Linked DNA regions of Mus musculus: region 1 is linked to region 2. The links are chromatin contacts, found by Hi-C in ENCODE. All regions are on one chromosome and are shown on one strand. Each heading gives the region's core, a stretch centred on a gene start or an enhancer-like site at or near the end of the contact. The rest is flanking DNA. Distances are from core to core; before and after follow the strand shown.

What was found. Hi-C counts contacts between places; a loop is a spot of excess contacts on that map.
Region 1: a loop to region 2 is called in a map of T-helper 1 cell, with 5 times the contacts of the local background. The contact joins the enhancer-like site here to the promoter of Wrn in region 2. A Hi-C loop is called at or near these places in 2 of 37 maps with a recorded cell type or tissue (T-helper 1 cell and T-helper 17 cell).

What each region holds. Positions count from the first base shown.
Region 1 is chr8:34,120,687-34,126,552 of GRCm38, reverse strand. Mboat4 (membrane bound O-acyltransferase domain containing 4) reads right to left here. Exons shown (of 3, transcript NM_001126314.2): 3 at 1,368-2,798. The coding sequence ends at 1,835. It overlaps Gm39158 (a long non-coding RNA gene), which reads left to right and starts at 5,712. Exons shown (of 3, transcript XR_870315.2): 1 at 5,712-5,762; 2 at 5,861-5,866. Within about 2 kb of position 2,457, at least 1 of the 3 ENCODE cell types and tissues checked has a DNase peak (open chromatin) inside an H3K27ac peak, as active enhancers do.
Region 2 is chr8:33,383,299-33,389,169 of GRCm38, reverse strand. Wrn (Werner syndrome RecQ like helicase) reads left to right here and starts at 3,643. Exons shown (of 34, transcript NM_011721.4): 1 at 3,643-3,828. It overlaps Purg (purine-rich element binding protein G), which reads right to left and starts at 3,328. Exons shown (of 2, transcript NM_001382855.1): 1 at 3,107-3,328; 2 at 1-2,840. The coding sequence starts at 2,834. The coding sequence ends at 1,782.

The DNA of each region.
Region 1 (5,866 bases), core at 1,208-3,707, 740 kb before region 2:
CCCATAATCCCACCCCCAATTAAATGCTTGTCTTTATAAGAGTTGCCATGGTTTTTCATAGCAATAGAAACCCTAAAGACAGCTGCTTTTAGCAAATGATATACATGCATTATCTGGGTCAAGGGCATGTAAGGGTACATAACATAAGATTACAACTTTTTATTAGCTTAGCTTGTAAAAGATGTTTACATAGGAAGTCCAAGGCAAGTAAGGTTTGTTCTCTGAAAGGCAGGTTAAATAAACAGCACAAGTACAGAGCAGGATAGCCGACTTTAGTCTTCAGTGACCTCAAGGTGTAGTATTAGCTCGGCTGTGAGGTCCAGCAGAAAGTCCAGTCTTGTAGGGTGCTAAGAGTTGTTTTCAGAACTGAGATGATTACATAGACTAAATTTTTCAAGCTATGGCAAGGGCTGAGTATCTAGTTTGTTATAGCATGGTTGAGTTTGTCAGTTTTGCTTCCTGTCAGGCATACTTTTTGTTTTCTGGTCTGAGTCTCTGTTTGACCCTCTGCAAGGTCAAAGGCTATGTAGTAGCCACCAGCCTCAGACTTGCAGATTTTCCTGTCTAGGATTCCAGAGTCCTGGGATTTCAGTGTTGTGCCACCTTGCCTGACTTATTAGGGTTGAATGTTTCCTAGAGGTATGTGTGTTGGAGGCCTGGTCCCCAGGGTGGCAGTGTTGACAGACAGCAAAACCTTTAAGAGATGGACCCCCAATGGAGTCCTGTCACTCAAAGAGTTGAAGATAGTTTTCATGAGATGTATTTTTCCTAAGAGGAGTGTTAAAGAAAATAATATTGGTCCAGACAGCTCTCTGGTTTACTCCAAGATTTGAGCCATTGTCCCTGTTCGCACTTCTGCTATGATGTGACAGCATCCACCATCAGGGATCAACAGAAGCCAAACCATCAGACTTTGCACTTCTAACTCTGAGACCTAAATAAACATCCTTTCCTTCATAAGTCTGCCTGTCTCTAACATTTCATTATGGCAATAAGAAGTCATTCATACCAGATTGCAATACTTCACATCCCAGAATCAACTGGGCCCAATGGGTACTAAGCATTTAATTTCTGTGCATATAACATCTTCATGCGGTTCACAGTAGTTTGATGTTTTGGTTTTGTTTTTTAAATCTGGTAGTGAGGCTCAAACCCCAGCCCTCCCATCTGCTGGGCAGACACTCACTGAATCACGCCCTCTACTCACACCTGATGTTTTTATATCCAGGCTCATTTCAACCTCACTTCCACATCTAGAGAAGTCCCTGTGCTTCTCCAATTTGTACCTCAGTAACAATAGAATAGCTTGTTAATGCACAAGTCTTAATTACTGTTCCCCTGCTGTAATGAGACACCACGGCCACAGAAACTTTTATAAAGGAAATCATTTAATTGGGGCTGACTTATAATTCCAGGGGTTTAGTCCATTATCATCATGGCAGGAAGCATGGCGGCATGCAGGCAGACATGGTGCTGGAGGAGCTAAGAGTTCTATATCCAGATCGGCAAGCTACAGGGAAAGACGCTAAACTAGGACTGGGCTTTTGAAACTTCAAAGCCTAGTGACACACTTCCTCCGATGAAGCCACACCTCCTAGTCCTTTCAAGTAGTGTCACCCTCTAAGCATTTAAATATATAAACATATGGGAGCCATTACTATTCAAACCACCACAGAAGAGAAACACATCTCTGTGGCCAGCCATCAGGTTTATCCATCCAATACTTAAAAACTTTCACTATGAATAGTTTTAAATACATTATTCATCAAGGCATCTTCTGGCATTTCCTAAGCAGTATTTAATGGCTAGGTGAGATGAAGGGCAGGGAAAGATTTCAGTTACGTTTGTCTTTTCTCTCCGCTAACAGAAAAAGCAAAAGACCGTACATCACAGGGAAGAGACTGTTGTAAGAACAGCACAGTTGGCAGAGAGAGGAAAGGCTCCGGCCCTCCACCGCCAGCATGATGTAGGCAATGATGAGTTGGGTATGAGCCCAAGTGAGGGCTCTATAAAGCAGCCGCAGGGGCCAGGATCTGATACATACGTTGGCAAAAGTGTGAATCAGATAATCGGCTTTCACCATTACAGACCAGCACAGGAAGCCGAACACCTGACCTGGGTGGAGCCCGTGCCACCAGGCAGAGAAGGCAAATGTCTGCAGCAGGGGCCAGCGCCGGCTCTTCCGGAAGACGAGCCTCCTGAGCCACAGAGCTGTGCTTCGGTTCCACTGCCTGGCGAACAGGGAGATCCTGTGGGTAGTTTCCAGGGTCCAAATGTCCACGTCGGGGACGTATCCCTCCTCTCCAGGCCCCTGGCCAGCCTCAGCGCCAAAGCCCGCCGCGTGGAGGAGAGAGTCGTCCAGGATCCAATGGGAGTAATAGGTGAGTTTAAAGAGCCAGGCTGTGGACCACATGAGGTAGATGCACTCCAGCCGCTGGCAGTCATCCAGTCCAGCTCCAGCACTCACCGCGCTCCTCAGCGCCACCTTGAGGCACTCCAGCCCGAGAATCTGCAGACCCCTCCAGGTCAGAGCCCGAAAAGAGATACTCGGATACAAAGAGCTTGATCTTTGAACGCAAGCCTGAAACCTCCGGAAGGAACACAGGGAGCCTCCCAGGAGAGCAGGGAAAAAGAGCAAGTAGCTGAAATGAGGTAGAGCATCCCACAGGTGCTCAGAGAAAGAACTCTTGCTCCTGATGCCCCGCCTCGGGGCCTCCACCTTCCCTTCACAAATGTCCAGTGAGAGGGATGTGACTCTCTGCGTCAAGAGCATGAGGGAAGAAAGAGTGATGTAGAACCTGAAAGACATTTAAATAAACATGTATGTGAAGCCACGCCATATTTATTGTCTCACACTTGTTCTCTCGCCTCCAACCTGCCCACAGATCTCATAGCAAATCACGCTCCACAAACACTCTTAGAATCTTTCAGAACCGTGCATTATTCCAGGGCAAAACCACTAATTATCCCAGGCCGGGTATCACACTCCTTTAATCCCAGCATCTCAGCATGCGGAGGCAAAGGCAGTTGGATCTCTGAGTTCGAGGCTAGCATGGTTTTCAGAGCAAGAACTACACAGTCAGAACTACACAGAGAAAACCTTACCCCAACCCATCTGACTCATATTTATGCTGTCATGTGGTTGCTGGGAATTGAACTCAGGACCTCTGGAAGAGCAGTCAGTGCTCTTAGCCATTGAGCTATCTCTCCACCTCCTGGTTATAATATTTTAGAATAGCTTATAAACGGCTGGAGAGATAGCTCAGTGGGCACTTGAGACTGACAACCACAGTTCAATTCCCAGGTCCCACGTGGTTAAAAAAAAAAAGAAAGAAAGAAAAGAAAAGAAAATGAAAATGAAAAAAACCACCTAACTCCCAAAAGTTGCTCTCTGAACTCCATAGGAGTACTGTGTTGTGTACAACAAATCAATCATAAATAAATTAATTAAAAATGTTCCTTTAAAAAGAGAACGGCTTACAAATATTAGGATCAGACCTGGTGTGGTGACACATACTACATTCAAGAGGCTGGGTCAGGAGGAGAGTGAGTTGGTTTGCCTATACTGTAGAGTAATTTCTAGACCATTCCATACATAAAAAAAATAAAAATCAATAAAAAGAAATTAAGACTGGAGACATGGAAGAAGTTTAGAAATAAAATAAATAAGAATTCGTAGTAAAAAGATGATTCCAGGAAGTTGAATTGTTAAACATAAGCCAGGCCCTGATTATAATATTCCGGTGCCTGGGGGTGCACACTGAAAACGCATCAGGGTGAGGAGGAGGAGTAGCACCTAAGCAGGTAACACTTGTTTTCCACCAGTCTTCTGAACTCTCTCCGTGACACCCTTGGAGACTCTGAGATTGCTGAGGACAGCCAGAGAAAATGACAATCACACTATGTATAATGAAGAAGCCAGCACTGTCCCCAGCCATGGCTGTGTCTCCTTCTGACTTAAGGTCATCAGATCCTCTTGCCTGACTTATCTTGAGAGCAGGGTCACCTCCAAATCCAACTTCCCCTCTGTTGCAGGCTGTGTCCCCCTCCCCCACCAAATTCACATCCTTAAGTTCCAAGCCCTAGTGACTCAGAGTGTGAGCATATTTAGAGACAGGGTCTTTAAAGAAGCAATTAAAGGGGCTGGAGAGGGGGCTGGTGAGATGGCTCAGTGGGTAAGAGCACCCGACTGCTCTTCTGAAGGTCCGGAGTTCAAACCCCAGCAACCACATGGTGGCTCACAACCATCTGTAATAAGATCTGACTCCCTTTTCTGGAGTGTCTGAAGACAGCTACAGTGTACTTACATATAATAAATAAATTTAAAAGGGGGGGGGCTGGAGAGATGGTTCAGTGGTTAAGAACACTGACTTCTCTTTCAGAGGTCCTGAGTTCAATTTCCAGCAACTACATGGTGGTTCCAACCATCTGCAATGGGATCAGATGCCCTCTTCTGGTGTGTCTGAAGACAGCTACAGTGTACTCATATACATTAAATCAATTTTTTTTAAAAAGAAGCAATTAAAGAGATGCCATACTGGGCAGACACTCATCCAACATGACTAAAGAGGTAGGACAATCACACATGTGTATGATCAGACACAGACACACACGTGCAATGACCATGTGACAACCCAGAGAAGGCAGCCATCGATTAGCCAAGATGAGAAGCCTCAAAGGCAGCAAGCAGCCACTGTGCCTGTACCATCACTAGCCGCCAAGCTGTGCAGTTCTGCTGCGTGTATCACCCAGTCAGTTGGCTTTGCCATGCCAGTTCTGGCTAGCTAGCAGATACTTTCATTGCACATCTGCACAGAGTTCCTCCCACTCAGAGCCTGTTCAACTGGCCCTTCCGGCCTCTGTCAGGACCTGGCTTCCTACTGCAGTCCTGATTTGTCATGTCCAGAACAGGAATCCTGCCTACTTACTATCTATTCTTTCCCAGAAAGACGAACCTTATGTCAATCTCTATCACGCACCCCAACGAGAGAGAGAGAGAGAGAGAGAGAGAGAGAGAGAGAATGTGTGTATGTGTGTGTGTGTTGTGTATGCATGTGTGAAGGCCAAAGGAGAACATGTATGTACTGCTCAATCGATGCCTGCCTTATTCCCTTGGTATAGAGTCTCTCATTGAACCTGGAACTATGCCAAGGAGTTAGCCCCAGTAATCTCCTGTCATCCCCCTCTCCCAACACATGCAGAGCTGGGGTTACAGCTGCACACATAGTCACATGGCTTTTCTCTGTGTTCCTGAGATTTGAACTCAGGTCCTCGGATTTACACAGCAAGCATTCCCACCCACTGAGCCATCGCTCCAGCGCACAAGTCTGAAGTCCTCGATGAACACTGTCTTATGTTTCTGTTTGTGGTTTTTGAGACAGGGTCTTTTGTATCCCGGTCTGGTCCTCAATTTGCTATGTAACTGAGGATCGACGCCAAAACCCTGATCCTCTTGCCTCTCCCTCCTTGTGGTGGGATTTTTAAAAGAAGAAGCAATTAAAGAGATGTCGTAATGGGCAGACACTCATCCAAACATGACTAAAGAGATAGGACAATCACACATGTGTGACGCCTTGCACAGGAAGCACCGCATCTGGTTTGTCATAATAACTTTTAAAAGACTCTAGGTGCACTGGGAGTGGCCAATCCACTGAGCTAATAGTAGGTTAGAATCAGACAGGTGACCCGCCCAGTACAGTCATGAGTGACACAGACAGCCGACAGCCACAGGGAGCCAGGAACATTAGATCTCAGAGTCCCGGGTATTTTCTTCGCTAGTCTCTGTCAATCCCACTGACTCACAACACAGTGTCTCTGGTCTGTAATTAGCTCTTGGTTTTTGTCCTTTGTTGCTTTCCAGATTGGG
Region 2 (5,871 bases), core at 2,394-4,893:
TCTGCAACCAACATCAGTATGTATGTCTGGGTTACTAGTTGCTTGGTCTTAACAAAAGCCAATGAACTTAATCTTCTTAATTCGTCCCACGGTTTTCCTTAGCGACCTTAGTTTAATGTGTTTAGAGAAAAATTCTGGAGGGAAAATTGTTCAAAGCTGAATTACTTAAGAGCATATCAGAGAAGAGCCACATTCTGACCTCGGTCCTTGCAGCCAGCTCTCACCCATGAGGACTCGAGCTGGGCAGCTGAAATCAGTGCCTGTCTCTTAAATGTGATCACATGACTTACTGTGGAGCAGTAACTGATCCCACGACAAAACACAATTTCGTTTAGAGTAAGATGTAGCCCAACAGATGAAATTTCATTCAGTTAATAAGGGATGCTGTGGGTGTCCATGCTATATCTACCCACTTGCTTAAAAACTGCTGAGTGTCTAAAAATTCAGGTGGCACTTTCTGGAAAGTGATTTTTAATACAGGCAAGCACAAATGGATGGATACGTCTTGTGTAGAGTAAGCCTCTTTGAGAATCTTAAGGAGCACCTTGGAAAATGCCTGAATTTTCCTTTTAAATGTTTATAACCAATAGTGTTTCCAAATATTATATCTCCCACACTGCAATTTTGTATTCTCAGCAAAAAAACCAAAACCAAAACCAAAAACAACAACTTTTTTCTTTTGGAGTTAAAAGTATGTGTAAAAGTCAGGTTTATACTGTAAGTTTGACATGGTTTTAAGGGCAGCCAATATAAGAGCCCTACTAAAAAATATATATCAGTAGATATATCTTTACACCAGTGAGCTGGTGCACCAACCCTTATGCACGAGTGGGAAAGCATAAAATACACTTTGAAAGTTCATGACAGATTTTTAAGGAAAAACAATTCCAAATTATCATGAAAGGCTGTTTTAAAACATCAAAATTTCCATAACAAAGCCACTGGGTGAAGCCTCCCTCACAACAGTGACATAAGCATAATTTCCAAAACTTTGGAAAGTCAATGAAATATATAGAATAGGAAACAGAAGATTAGATTGCAATTAGCTAGAATAATGAATTAAAACTCTTCCGTGGCTTTGATATGGCAACTAAAACTGTAGGGTTACCACAAAATTTGAAATTATAGAATTCTGTATATAGTAGTAACTGCTAAGGAATATGACATTGTATTTCAAAGGTCTAATTGTCTAATAATATTTGTATTTTAGTGGTACTAGTTAATACTCAGTTACCCAATGAGAATATATTCCTACTAGTACTTTCATAAAGAAATATACTACACTTGAGGTCAATCTCTGTTTCTGTGGTAATGGTCCTACAGGTAAACTTTGCAACTTTTTAACAAAGTACGAACTTTTAACAAAGTATGGGACTTTCTTTGGGGGTGGGATTTGTTAAATAGAAATTCACACTTTTGTATTAAGTCTATGTATCATCATTTTCAAGATTCTGTCATAGTGCAATGTAAATCTTAAGTTATCGTGATTAAAGGTCAGAATGTCACACTCTGTGCTGATCTGCATACTTCAATAGTCTGGAGCAGTTGAAGCAGCTAAACTATTTGGCTCTGGGGAGGTTGGAATTCCCATGAGAATTATAGTGATCTATGTATAACATAACATGAGAATCAGACTCCTTTTAAGTATAAACTATTAGAGGTATTACTAATAACAGAGGGCCCAAAAGAGGAGAAACTTCTTCAAATGATCATGATTACGGATCAGTACGTTTAGCCAATTACTGATTTCTAAATTCTGCCTGCTGGAGTTCAATTTCACGCTAGTCCAGGCATTCTTGTTCTTCACCACTGGCCCGACGGCCATCCATTCTCTTTTCCTTATGGCTGTTGCAAATTTTCCTCATCTCTTCTTCATACTTGATAAAATTCTCCCCAAACCTTGTCCAAGCTTTGAACGGAACAGTAATAGTATTACGGTAAGGCGGTCTCACCTCACTTACCTTCAGGAAAATTCCATATTTATTAGAGCCCACATCAAAGTAGAACCTTTTATTGTCCACTCTGAAAGAGGTCCCCTCTGGGAGTTCAAGTGGGTCGTCGTCTCCACACCTTCGTTCTTCTATGTCTCCTTCGCCGTAGTCTTCAATCAGCTGAACCAAGGCATCACGAAATTCAATCATACCTTGTGCTGGGAGGACAATAGTCTGATCCTGGCCCAAACTGTGGCCAAAGTAACCGATCATGCCAGTGCCCCGCATCATGGTTTGTCTAATCCTTAGGAAGCGACCTCGTTGGTTTTCCTTTAGGTCCAGGTAGTATTTCCTATTGTCCCTCTCTATATAGTCCGTTTTGAGGACACTGTGAGGATGCTCTTCTGACCCCACTGACACCGGTGGGGAGGGTGCAGAGTGCTTCTGCCGCCTCCTGGAGACTTGCTCTTTGCTCTGGCCATGCTCCTGTCTGTGGCCTTTCAGGCCCAGATGGGCATAGTGCTCGATGAAGTCGCCTAGACAGTCCTTCAGCTCTGCTGCTACCGACAGGGAGAGGGTCAGTTTACTCTTTCTGATATTGTCCTGCCGGCCTCTCCCTATCCAGACTTCGGCTATCTTTAGGAAGCGGCCCCGGGAGCTCTGCTTCACGTCTAGGTAAAACCTCTTTTTCTGGATGTCCACACGTTTGGAGGCTAGCTCCTGGATTTCGGATGTGCCCCCAGACTGATTAGGGGTGGCTGACGCGGAGTAGTGGGGGTAGTGAGAATGCTGGGCCTGGGGATAGAGTCTACTCTTGCTTAGGCCAGGGCCCCCTACATTCTTGCCTCCGCGGCCACGGCCGCCGCCGCTGCCGCCGCCTCCCCTTCGCCTGGCTCTTTCCATCTTCAGCTGCAAGTGACAAACAGACACACGGGGTGGGATGGGGGAGGGGTGTTGAGAACAATCGCAGACGCCCCTGGGTCCGCACTGCCCCCGCTGCCGCCGCCCGGAACCCCTACTCTGGCCCGGCTCTCGCGCTCCGGCCTCGGCCGGCTCCGCACCGCGCACACAGCATCCCCTCTGCCGCCCCAGGCCTCCCGCTCCGATTCCCGTACGCTGCCAGCCGCCCAGCTCCGGCTCGGCAGCCCCGGGGGTCCCAGCCAGCCGACACTCACATCATCTCCGTCACCGATGCCCTTCACGACCACCGCCGCCGCCGCCGCCAGCTCTCGGCCCCTCCGCCGCCGCCCCCCGCCTCCTTCCCCGCCGCCGCCGCCGCCGCCGCGCGCTCTGCCCCCCGCCGGAGCAGCGGGGCAGGGGCATCGCCTGCGGCGCCCACCGCCGCCGCCGCGCCTCCTGCGGCCGCTGCCTGGATTCGGGCACCGGCCCGACGCCGCGGGGAGGGCGGGAGGGAGGCGGGGAGCTGCCTGAGGGGCCGGGCTTGGGACCCCGCCTCCCCAGCCGCGCTAGCGGAAAGACGGGGGACTCGGGCTCTGCCTCCGGGCGCGCCCTGACGGCAGACAGCGCGCGGGGACCCGGCGTGCGAGAGAGCCGGCAGGAGAGGTGGCGGGAGGGTTGTGATTTCCCGCGACTCACCCGCACCTGCGTTGAGACTACATTTCCCAGCGTGCCCAGCGGCCGTCAGCTCTGAGCATGCGTGCTGCGCGGGGTGGCTGCGGTGGGTGGGAGGGCGGCGCGGCTGGGAGAGGTTGGGCGGGGCCGCGGGCGGAGTGCAGGGAAGGGCAGTCGCCAGACCAGAAGTGCACCGAGGCGCCCGTTGGTATAAAGTTAGTAAATGTGAGGCCTCTCTCGATGCCTGGGTCCTGGGCTTTGGTTCTCAGTCCTCCATAAATCATCCTGCTGGAGGAGAAGACCCTTAGATCTGGCTCTTCTCAGGGTAACGTGCCTTCCCCGCTTTTGCCTCTCCCCTTTGCGTACCCTGGGCTATATCTACGCATCTCGGACGCTTGTTTCTCTCTCCCACGAGGCTTTCTCTTGGGGTTGTGTTGGGGAGATTCTTGGAAAGGGAGCCTTGCCTCCTTTCTCCTTCAGATCCCCTGGAAAGGGGCCTCGGAGCCACAGGCCTCCTCTGGTCCCGTCAGTGGGCTTTCCCGCCTCTTCCGCCCCAGCTGCTGTTTATAGCGCTTCGGAGGCAGAGGTAACTGAGTCCGGGGAGGCAACCGACTTTCCACTACTGAGCAAATTGTTTTGGACCTCTTAAGGTTAAGTCATTGTACTAATGAGCATTTGGTCTTGTTGAATATGACTCGTTCTCCCATAGACCTGATATGTAAAAACCTGGAGAGCAAAAAACTCTTTAGGATGCTAATCCAGAGTCCCCAAATAACAAATTTCAGCCTTATTTTTCCCTTTGGTTTTATTGAGACCCGGCTTCTCTTCTGTAGCCCCTCACACTTTTAGCCCAGGCTGTCCTCGAACTCAAGAGAGTACGGCCTACCCTGTCATGCCCTCTTGATCTTTTATTAGAGATTGTATGCAAAGCCTGCGGCGTATAGGGCAGTTTGGTACTCGATGTCGTTGTATACTAGTTGTCCCCTGTGTCTCCTCTTGCTTTGAGGATGGAACCCCAGACTGGGACCACTCACCTGCTTGATACAGCGCTCTTCAATTGAATGGCATCCCAGCTCTGCTAATTCAGCATATAATTGTTGAGCGCTGCTGAGATAACAAAATGAATGAAACAGAAAATTTACCCATTTTTGAGCTCACAATTTAGCGGAAAGAGATACACAAAATGCCAAGTGCAGTATTGACAAAGTGAAAATGAAAGAAAGACGGGTGAGGGCCAGTGGGTGTTGGGAGGTACAATTCCCAATAGGTCCTCACTGTGAAGGAAGTGTCTATGGGACAGGAAAGAAAGTGCAAGCCTGAAGGAGGCTGCTTGGAGTAAGAGTAACCTAGAAAGGCCTTTAGGGTAGAGAAAAGGGGCCTGCTCTTAGAGATCAGAGAGATTATGCAGGATTCATGACTATGTTAGGAATCTGGTGTGTCATCCTGAAGTGTTGGGAAGCTCTGGTCGAGTTTTCAGGGAAACACACACACACACACACACACACACACACACACACACACACACTATAATTTGCCAGTTTAATAATTTTAAGTACAGTTCAGTGATAATAAATTACACTCTGCATGTGCAAATGTCGCCGCTATCTACTGCTACCACGTTCTTTGTTGTTGATTTGGGTTCTTGTTTGTCTGTTTTTGGATGCTGGGCATTGCCCATGCTATAAATACCTATTCTTTTACTGCGCACACCCTAGCCCTACTTCCAGAACTTGCTCTTCATCCTAAGCAGAGACTCTGCAGCCATAAAGCAATAACTCTATGGCCTCCTCTTCCCAGGCCCCAGAAATTTTTGTAATATTTCACTTCTCTTATGAATCCATGCATTTCAGATACTTCATGTAAATAGAGCCATTTGTTCTTTTGCACCTGACAGATGTGGCTCCGTCCATCCAGCAAGGTTTCCTTTTCAAGGCCCATCTATGCTGTTGTTCAGAGCTGAGCTTAATTCCTGTTTTAAGGCTGAATTAGTGAATGAATGGTTCCTTGTGCATATGTGCGATAGTTTGCTTATCTTTTATACTACTGATAGGTTGGTTTCTCCTTTGCCCTGAATGTTGTGTGTATCTGTGTCCCTGCTTTAAAGTTTTTTGATGTATCTCTTTATATGGGACTTTCTGGCTTCTGTGATAAGCTTTTTGAGTAACTGCCGAACTTTCACACAGGAGTAATGCACAAGTGTCTTAGTTTCCCCAAAGCCTTGTCAAAACTTACTCTTTTTTTTTTTTTAAATCCTTTCTTATTGTAATTCTGTTAGTGGGTGACATGGGGTAGTATCTTGTTTGTTTTGCTTTGTATTTGGTATTTGGGCTTTGGTTAATGACTAATGTCATTGAGCAGCTTTTCATGT